Linked DNA regions of Homo sapiens: all the other regions are linked to region 1. The links are chromatin contacts, found by Hi-C in ENCODE. All regions are on one chromosome and are shown on one strand. The core of a region is the stretch at or near the end of the contact, and the rest is flanking DNA. Distances in the headings are between cores, read along the strand shown.

Region 1 (3,338 bases), core at 276-2,775:
GGTAACAAAAACTTTAACAGCAATTTTTAGGAATCTCCCTCCTATATTTGCACATTTGGCTCTCAACTTCTTCTGGAACTGCCTTCTACGTAACACACTCCATATTTGTTACTTAAATGTTCTTGTTTCTTTAAACAAAACATAAAGGTAAAGAAGTTTGGTGACCAGAGCAAATAAGCTCTTTACAAAAGGGCCAAGCACCACACTATCTTGAAACTGAAAACACCCAAATCTTTTCTTAACTTTTCCTGAAGTTAACCGTCTTTTGAGCCTAACTTTCTGGGGAGTGATTGAGGACTGAAGGAATCGGGATTGGCAAGAAAAATGTCTCTCCCTCCGAAGCATCTGGCTGCATACTCTGAAAAGACAGGGCATTTGAAGAAAGAGCATAATCAACCTGTCAGAAACATTTTGATTTCACTTAAATACTGGGCAATCTGACAACAACTTTTCCCACAACTGAGAAGAATCTCCTAACATGAGAGGCACTTGAAGACGTGTTAAAATTTTTACAGCTATTAACACATTCCTAAGAAAAATACTGCTGGAGACACAAGAAAGCCAAGGATAACAATCTTCTCTTTCCAATGAAAACGTTTAGTCTGTTTGATTAAAGGAAGATAAATGAAAGGGCAAGGGCAAACTCACCTCACATTCTGTGCTACAGTTTGGTTTCCCTTGAGACCAAATTGTCTCGCTCAGGAAAAATGTAGTCTGTCTTCAAGTCCCTGTATTCTGGAGCAAGGAATCAGATGAGGAATCACTTAGCATTCAGCACATCTCAGCTGGCTCTGAAGGGCCTGAATTCTCTGGCAACCTTGACCAGGGATAAGCAGAACGGAGAAGGCAGGGCATAGCCATCAATTTATGTTTCCTTCTTCTCCTTATCTCCCTATTCCAAGAGATTCAAAGAGAGGTGCAGATAGCCCTCCAATAAGAACAAAACCCTCTGGACCAGGGTACCTAGGCTCTGGTCCTAGCTCTGCAATAACTGTGACCTTGAAAAACTATTTGTTGTCGCTAAGCTTCAGTTTTTCTTTCCATTAAATTAGGGGGTTGGTCTAAAACAGTATTTTCACACTGTGATTTGGAGCCATTTGTGGGACATAAAGTCAATTTAGTCAGTTGCAACAGGCAATGCTTGGAAAGGAAAGAGGATAAGATAAGGGATAAAGTAGGGAATGGGATGGGATGGGATGGGATGGGATGGGATGGGATGGAACATAGGATAAGATAGCTTAGGACAGGACAGGATAGAAAATATCACACTGCTTCATTTTTTTTTTATTGGTGTTCACAGAAGCCAGCATTCATTGATGTTTTTACAACTTCCCCAGGTCTACCAGGCTTCTTGATCTCACTTCTTCTAGAAGAAAACCCAGCCAAGGTGGTACAAGCTGTAGACAGTGCCACCCAGACACAGCTCCACAGTCCATTGTATAGGATGCTGTCAGTTGTCCTGCCCTTTAAGTGCATTGTGAGGTCACTGTCCACCTCAATTCATCAGGAGAGACCTAGTGTGGGTGTAGGGGTGCCTGAGGAGAAAGGGGTGCTGGTTCTTCCTTATATCCCCTGCCTGCCTCAGCTGGGCTCTGACCCAGCCAGCAGACTGGAGTCCTCTTCTGCATGGTATATTCTTTCCTGAGACTTTTGTTTCAGTTAGGTGTGTGTGTGTTTCTGTTTTTGTGTGTGCATGTGTGTGTCTTAAAATATAGTTCTATGTATTGTGTCTAGAAGAATGTTTGATAAACACTGGATTGAATGATCTCTCAGATTTCCTCTAGCTCTACTCATGTGGAATTTGGTAAGCTATACAGACACCATTCTGATAAGCCTACACTCTGGGTGGGTCCATTCCAGACCTCATACACTACACTAATGAATATGAATCTATTTTTATGTGACTTGAGGCCATTGAAATTTTGTGTACATTTATGTTCATGTATTAATGTGCAAGTGTATTCGTGTTTTTATCTCACCTGATACAGGACCTAACCACTGCCAGCACTGAAGTACAATGTGACTCACTATAGCAAAACAAAAAAGCAGTAGAGATCAATGGCCTTCAACACTGAAGAAATTAGTTTCTAGAGAAGCCTGGGGCTATGTTTCAGTGCCTAGGGCTATGTTTGCTTGATGTAGAGAAGGAATAAGAGAAGGGACATACATGTATTGCTATACTCTGGTACCCATAAAGAATGATCCTTTGGGAATATGCCACTGTTAAAGTAGTTGTTTATAGAACTGAGCTACATGGTCTTGTGACTTGAAAACACTTGAAACAAGAGTATAACTGCTACACAATCATTTCAAAATTCCTGTTTTACTCACTGTTTTATTCTTTGGGAGTAGCACTGTGCCCAGGACACAGTAGACATCATAAAATGTCTGTTGGAGTCTTATATAACTTTGCTAGCCACGGGGGAATCTTCTATTTCAGTAGGTTGGCCCTTGGTTCCTTCTAATTACTTAAAGTCAGGAAGGACTGTGATATCCACCCCATTAGCCAGAATCTAGTCACACAACACCAACCTAACATAAGGAGGTTCATATCAATGAAATAAACATGGATATTTAGTGAGTACTAATATTCTCCATTAATATGATCACTCCCTCCCTCCTTGAAACACTTTATTAACTTAGCTTTCAGAATACAGCACTCTCTTAGTTTTCCTTTGATCTCGTTGGTATGTCCTTCTAGGTATCCTTTCCGATTCCTTTCCTTTCACTTCTGATCCTTTGCTCAATATGAAGTTCAGTGACTTCATGTAGGTAGCTTGAAATCATTCATGGTGGGACTATTTACACCATGGAAATTGGCAAATGCCACAAATTAGGGCTTTGTCTTCAGAGAGCCAATTGTTCCACATTTACCAGCTCACTACTGGCTCTATTTCTATTTTTTAATGGTTCTGTTTGAAATTGTATTATGCATGTTTAACTTAACAAAGTCTAAAATTTAAAAATGTCTTGAACCCCTTGTGAATGATACAGACCTTAAAATAACTTTTCCTCCACTGAAATTATAAAGTACTTGTCCAATATTTTATTTCTATGTATTTTGTAACACCATAAAATATATGGTGTTATTTTACTTTACACAATGTTTACATTTCTGTTTATCATTTACATTCTCACTGTTTTTGTATCTAGACCATCCTTCTGAGATCAGTCTCCTTTTTCTTGAAATGTAGCCTTCATGACTTCCTGTAGAGTGGATGCTTTGGTAGTAAATTCCCTTCAATTTCTGTAAATTATCTTGTATCTGTAAAAGACTGTATTTTGCCCTCATTCTTCAAAGATGTTTTTGTGTTTTGTTTTTAGTGGGAGGAAGAGAA
Region 2 (3,338 bases), core at 309-2,808, 71 kb before region 1:
CCAAAAGGCAAATGGACTCAATGACTTCCCTTAAAATAAACATATATCCTTCAAGAGAATATATCTACAAAGAATATAAAAATGAATGTAATATTTATAGGTAGTTTTAAGGTTAATAAACAAAATAACCTAGAGCAAATGGTAGGCAGCAATATGAGGCATTAAGAAAGGGAAGACAACCCTTAATGAGTCCTAAAGGAAGGACATCTCTTAAAATACTAAAGGAAAATCTAATAAAACACAAAGGAATTAAAATACTATAAATAATCAACTTTGTCCTTTTTTAAATTTATGTTACTCATTAAGATCAAATAGTGCCAATTTTTGTTGAGAAATATTGTTTGTTTGGCATGTTAATGAAAGAATGAATGAATGAATGTGCGTTTATTGAGCACCTGCTTTTTCCCAAGCCCTAGGCACTTTCTCAATTATCTCATTTAATTCTCACAACAACCCTGTCAGTTAGGAATTATTATCCCAATTATATTATTAAGAAAATAGACTCATAAATGTTAAAGAGCCCAAAGACACACAGCTATTGTAATAAAGAGCAGGGCCAGATTTCCAACCCAGGTCTTTTGATTTCATGCTGCATTTTCTGTTCAGAAGGAAACTCATTGCTTCTCTTTCTAAAAATAAATCATCATTGCTGGCAAAATTTTGCTTGTCCAAAGGACTTCTGGATCTACCTGGAGACCTTTGGAATCAGCACCAAAATTGGAACCGTTTAATGAGAGTCTGGGCAATTACCCCATCATGCCCAGCAAACGGGAAAATGAGCCTTTGGCTTGACTCATGTATTTAACTGTTGTTTCAGGAGAGGCCCAAAAGGAAAAGTGGTTACGTCAATTGTATTTTAAAAGAGTGACTAAGTTGTGAGCATTTCCAAAAACATATTTTTCTTCAGAGTTTAGTTTTACTATCTTTGGAGACAATGACTCAGGCATCTCTTTGTTGCCTGCTCTCTAATTAGCAAGTTCTAAAGACATCGCACTCAGAAAAGAGGAAAAGTAGCCTTGATTTTGTTCAAAACTTCACTCATATCGTCCCCTAAATGAACTTCTAAAAATGCTATCAAGCTACTACAGAAGCTGATGAAAGGAGAAAGTACACCGCCTGTTACAACAAGCTTCCCTAGAAGCACAAGCCCAGCCCTCTGACACAGGCTTTCAAAGGTTGCCAAGGTCTTCAGACACACGTTTTATCAGACACCTATTTACTCTGTGACCCTCTAGAGTGCCAGTCAAGTGCTGGTGGGTTGTAAGATACACAGTTTTATCACCACTTCCTAACGTGAAGAGAACCAGAACCAGAACACAGGAGGGGAAGAGAAGGAAGAAGACTGGAAGGGTGAAGAGCAATTTTTCCAAATCAGTCTAAGGGAGAATTGGGCCATAGCATTTTTTTTTTCACATGAAAACATGATGAAAAAGAAGAAAAAAGGCCCACACGATTTGTTTTATGGACTTTCAGAAGAAACTGCCTCAATGCTCTGCATCCCAGGAGCTGTTAAACTCTCTCTTACTTCCAGGCCTCCCAGTGACTCCCTGCAGAGAAGGGCATTACTGAGATTGCAGCTGATTGCGGCTGAGCTGCTGCAGTCAGGCTGCACTCAGTTTGATAGTCCCAAGAGAAATGGAGCGTAGGACATTTAGGTTTCAGCATCACCAAGGCGTTTTCAACAGAGGCGAGTTCCTGATTATGAGGGAATGTGGCAGGTTTGTTTTACACAGTTATCAAAACCCCAAACATTTTAAGAGACCGAGCACTGAATATGTTATACACTGGCAGAGTGTGGGGTGATTCTAGGATCATTAATTAGCAAACACCCTTGAGTCACCTATTTAGAACAATGAATGAAATGCCGTAAGAAAATTCTGAAACAGAGTGAGTCAAATCACTCCAGTAGACTTTGCTAGGGGGGCTGTGAGGGTTTAAAAAATATTTAGTTACAAATTTTTTAAAATCAGATAATTCACCTGAAAATACAGATATTTGACTTCTCTTTAACAGTCGAGAGACCCGACAACGTTGAGGAGATCCACATTTCAGCATGATATCAGCAAGCAGCCAACACTGAGAATCCCTGACCCTTTTATTCTCATTATTTAATTGACAAAAATAATTGTATATATTACATATTTATGGAGTATAATGTGATAATTCGATACATGTTTACATTGCGGAATACTAAATCAAGTTTTATCAAATGTATCACCTCACATACTCATCATTTTTTTGCAGTGAAAATATTTAAAATCTACTATTTTAGTAATTTTGAAATATACAAGCATTATTATGTATTATAGTTGCCATTTGGTGCAATAGGTCACTAAAGCTTACTCTTCCTGTCTGACTGAAATTTTGTACCCTTTCATCAACATCTCCTCTTCCCCATCCAGATCCTTTTCCCAACTCATGGTAACTGCCATTCCACTATCTATGTGTTCAAGTATTTTGTATTCCACAAATAAGTGGGAGCATGCTGTCCTTGTCCTTTTTTTTAAGTTTAATTTTATTTTTAGTTGACACATAATAATTATACACATTATGGGGTACAATGTGATGTTTTGATATATGTGTACACTGCATAACCATCAAATCAAAGTAATTAGCAGGTCCATCACCTCAAATATTTATTATTTTTTGTGGTTGAAACATTCAAAATCCTCTCTTCTAGCTATTTTGAAATTACTTGTTTGTTAACTATGGTTACCTTGCTGTGCAATAGAACATCAGAACTTATTCCTCTATCCTAACTGTAACTTTTACCTGTTGACCGACCTGTCCCCATCCCCTCCCCCATCACTTCTCCAGCTTCTGATAATCATTATTCTACTCTCCACTTCTTTTCTTTTTTTTTCCAACTTTTTTTTTAAATTCAGGGGGTACATAGGCAGGTTTGGTATCTGGACATATTGCATGATGCTGAAGTTTGGGGTATGAATGATCCTATCACCCAGGTACTGAGCATACTACCCGATAGGTAATTTTTCAACCCCTGACCCCGCTTCCTCCCTCCTACCTCTAGTGATCCCAAGTGTCTATTGTTGCCATTTTTATGTCCATGTCTACTCTCTACTTCCATTAAGATAAATTTTTTTAGAGTTCACATATAAGTAAGACCATGCAGCATTTTTCTCTCTATATTTAGCTTATTTCATTTAATGTCTTCCATGTTCATCCATGTTGTTGCAAATGACAGGATTTCATGCTCTTTTATGGCTGAATAGTATTCCATTATGTGTATATGCCACATTTTCTTTATCCATTCATTCATTGATGAACACTTAGGTTGATTCTATATCTTGGCTATTGTGAAGAGTGCTGCAATAAAC
Region 3 (3,338 bases), core at 354-2,853, 75 kb after region 1:
GCGCGGGCAGCGTCCACCCCACCCGCTGGGCCTCCGCAGGGCCAAGGCCCCAGCAGAAAAGGCTTCACGCCGCCGCCGGGGTCTGGGACGCTTGCCCGACGGAGTCAGAGGAGCTCCCGGGTCCAGAGTCCCCAGTGCAAACTCCGACGCAACCTGCGCCTCGAAGCGCAAGCAGCAAAAGCGCCCGGACTCTGGTCCCAAGAGCCTGGGCCTCCTTAAGCCATAAGCGTCTGCGGCGCCTCGCTTTGGGCCTTCTTTTGGGCCGGGCCGGAGGCATCTTCTAGAAGGCTCTTCAGACCCCGCTTTCGCCAAACTCCCGGCGCCCTGCGCTTCCAGCCCAGCAGAGAAAAGTGTGAAAAGCAAGCCCGCGGTCGCCGTCGGCCTTGGCAGAGAAATCAAGAGGAGAAGGGAAGGGAACCGCTCAACTACCCTTCGGGAAACCAAGTTTCCAAATATGCCGCCCTCTTCCTGGTTTGCACAAACGGTTTAGGGCATTCGTTCCGGTTTCAGGGTGGGGTATGCCGTCGCTCCCCTCCTCCCCGCCCTGTGCTTTTAAAAGTTAGGAAACAAAAAAGAGCACCCATTGGCTGGAACCCCAAGGGAGGCAGATGCAGGAAGCACAGAGCTGCACCGCTAGGCGCAGCAAACAGCCGCGGCCGAAGGCGCGGGTCGCCGAGTGGGCGGCGGCCGCCCGCGAGGCGAGCCTGGAAGCAGTATCTGAACCGTCTGGAGGGTGACCAGGTTGCGCGGCGAGCTTTGCGACTGACACGGCCAATGCGCTAGTGGCTGAGTGGCCTTGGCCATGTAGGGACGCGGCGCGCACGCACACCCACAGACTCGCAGAAGTTCAGGTTCGCGCCGGAGAGAAGTTATAGGCAGGAAGGGGCCCACTCACCCGCGGCTCCGCGCTCCAGGTCTGCGCCACTCCGAGCCGGCCCAGACGTCGCCCCAGCCGGCGGCGGGAGCGCAGCGCCTTCGTCTCCCTCAGAAGAACCCTTTTCGCCCGCGCCGCCGCCGCGGCTGCAGCCTCCGTCGTCCACGGCCCCCGCCGCCTCTTCGGCGCCCAGTTTTCGCCGCTTCTTCTGAAGCTGTTGCTGCTTCTCGGCGCCGATCAGCGCCTCCACCGAGAAAGCGTGCGCCTTGAGGCTTAGCATGCTGCACGGCGAGCCCCTTCGCTTCTCGGCCATCCCCCCCGCCCCGCGCCCGCCCGCCCCTCTCTCATATACACTCACGCGGGCACACGCGCGCTCTCGCTCTTCCCCCACCAAAAACTAAAAGGCTCTCGGGGCCTCCCGAGATCTGCCCCCTTCCCCACCGCGGGCAAAAAACAGATTTGGCGTTTCCGCTTTCTCGCTTGTGTTGGGATCCAGGAACCGGCGACGCGCCGGCCAAGTCTCCTTTCCTGGGTCTCTCTCGCGCGCTCTCTCACTGATGCACTCCTTTGCTCCCACCCCTTCCACCTCCTCCTGCTGCTCCGAGGTCTGCCTCAACTGATGCGCCAGAGAGGACTAACATGGGTAAAAAACACTCTGTGGACACAAATTAGGGATTGTAATTGAAATTTGTTGCCTTGATCTGTCAGCACTTCCAGGCAGGAGAGCGGTGGGAAGAACTTGCTCATTAGTGTCAATAAAGCGGCGGGGGCGGAGCCCGGGTCCCTGTCCATCACCCAGACGGCCGGCCAATCAGGAGGCGCCGACTCCGCGCAGCCCGCGCCCACTTCCTTACAAGGTAGCGAAAAACCAGGAGTGAAAAGCGCCGCTGTCTGGCTTGGATGTGCCAGCCACACGGACGCTGAACTCTGTCTCTCTGACGTCCGTAGCTGAGTCCAGCCCCGTAGTCTCCAGCTTTCCTCACCAGGACCTGGAAAGGCGGAAGTTCCCGGCTTTAAACTAGACGTTCAACAAGTTAGAAAATCAGGAATCTTTCAAGGTTCCGTAAATTGCCGTCCCACTTCCGTATCGCTTAATGTTGCTACAACTCAGAATATTGGGAAGCTGGGAAGAATTCGCAGGCCCCTCCTTTCTCATTTAAATGTTCCTGCACTCAGTCTGCGCCAGATATGGCTTAGGCTTATTTAAACTTTACTCCGTGATTTTTTTCTTAGGGGATACCAGGTTAAGAAATATGTAAATCCTTTAGGAGTGCAAAATGTTACGTTAACGCTCAGTCCGTCATATAAATGTCAGAAAAAGCACGCCCTTTCCGCAGCCCACCTTTTCTTTCAAAGAGTGGTAGTTATTTTAAAACGTAGGTCATGGGATTTTCATTCTGTACGTCTTTAACGATATGGACAACTTTAAAACCCCTTAAAACTTCGCAAAATGAAATAAGTATGAAGACGCAATAAAATTCCCCATTTGAAAAACTTCTCTGTGATTTAAGTAAGTTTATATTTGTCCTACTGTTGACAATTTACAATCGTTACTTCAGGCTTTTAAGGAGTCCATTGATGTATTTAAAACAAATTTAATAAAATCAGTGCTTTTTAATTAAATGACACCAAACATATATATTTGTACAATTTGTTTTGTAGTTTCAACTCGACTTTTTGTTAGGATTAACAAATATATATATATATGTTTGGTATAAATAGAGCAAATCTCTTGTGGAATAAAATTAATCGTGCATATTACTCCATCTTTTGTATAAAATACACGGCAGGCCGGGCGCGGTGGCTCACGCCTGTATTCCCAGCACTTTGAGAGGCCTACGCGGGCGGATCACGAGGTCAAGAGATCGAGACCATCCTGGCCAACATGGTGAAACCCCCGTCTCTACTAAATAAATAAATAAATACAAATAGTAGCTGGGCGTGGTGGTGCACGCCTGTAGTCCCAGCTACTCGGGAGGCTGAGGCAGGAGAATCGCTTGAACTCGGGAGGCGGAGGTTGCAGTGAGCCCAGATCGCGCTACTGTACTCCAGCCTGGCGACGCAGCAAGACTCCGTCTCTGTCTCTCTCTCTGTCTCCATATGTGTGTGTGTGTATATATATATATATATATATGACAAAGGAATTTTTTCCTCTCCCTCGTCCCTCGTTTAATTCAATCTCCGCAACCGTTGGCTGCCCTTTTATCTCTGACTTCTCTGTAAACTTTCAGTAGAGTAGCATTTGGGGGTAGATCCGCCACTGAGACTGATCCTTTTATTGTAGAAGAGAACGCGCGGTTCCTGGAGGCCGGACACCACAGCGGGAGTAGGAACCTGGCAGGCGATGAGCAGAGGCACGAGCAAGCCGCCCAGCCAAACCTGGCAGCCTTGAGGTCAAAAATGATTTTGTAATATCCTTGCGGAGGAAGCCTCTTTTAGACGCCTGAGAAACAAACTCAGTTGG

The links. A loop is a pair of places that touch in the nucleus more often than their neighbours do. Pooled maps may share reads with other maps.
Region 2: a pooled map shows a loop between it and region 1 (1.9-fold over the local background). The contact joins the enhancer-like site here to the promoter of TBX18-AS1 in region 1. A Hi-C loop is called at or near these places in 1 of 50 pooled maps.
Region 3: a map of ascending aorta shows a loop between it and region 1 (2.6-fold over the local background). The contact joins the promoter of TBX18 here to the promoter of TBX18-AS1 in region 1. A Hi-C loop is called at or near these places in 1 of 168 maps with a recorded cell type or tissue (ascending aorta) and 3 of 50 pooled maps.

What each region holds. Positions count from the first base shown.
Region 1 is chr6:84,687,933-84,691,270 of GRCh38, forward strand. It overlaps TBX18-AS1 (TBX18 antisense RNA 1), which reads left to right and starts at 1,526. Exons shown (of 3, transcript NR_125877.1): 1 at 1,526-1,629.
Region 2 is chr6:84,617,398-84,620,735 of GRCh38, forward strand. No RefSeq gene overlaps it. Among named protein-coding and RNA genes, the nearest start is that of TBX18-AS1, 70 kb to the right of the region's middle. Within about 2 kb of position 1,559, at least 4 of the 41 ENCODE cell types and tissues checked have a DNase peak (open chromatin) inside an H3K27ac peak, as active enhancers do.
Region 3 is chr6:84,762,995-84,766,332 of GRCh38, forward strand. TBX18 (T-box transcription factor 18) reads right to left here and starts at 1,604. Exons shown (of 8, transcript NM_001080508.3): 1 at 896-1,604. The coding sequence starts at 1,187. All of the region lies in intron 1 of LOC124901353 (a long non-coding RNA gene), which reads left to right. RefSeq lists enhancers at 337-921, 922-1,505, 1,517-1,811.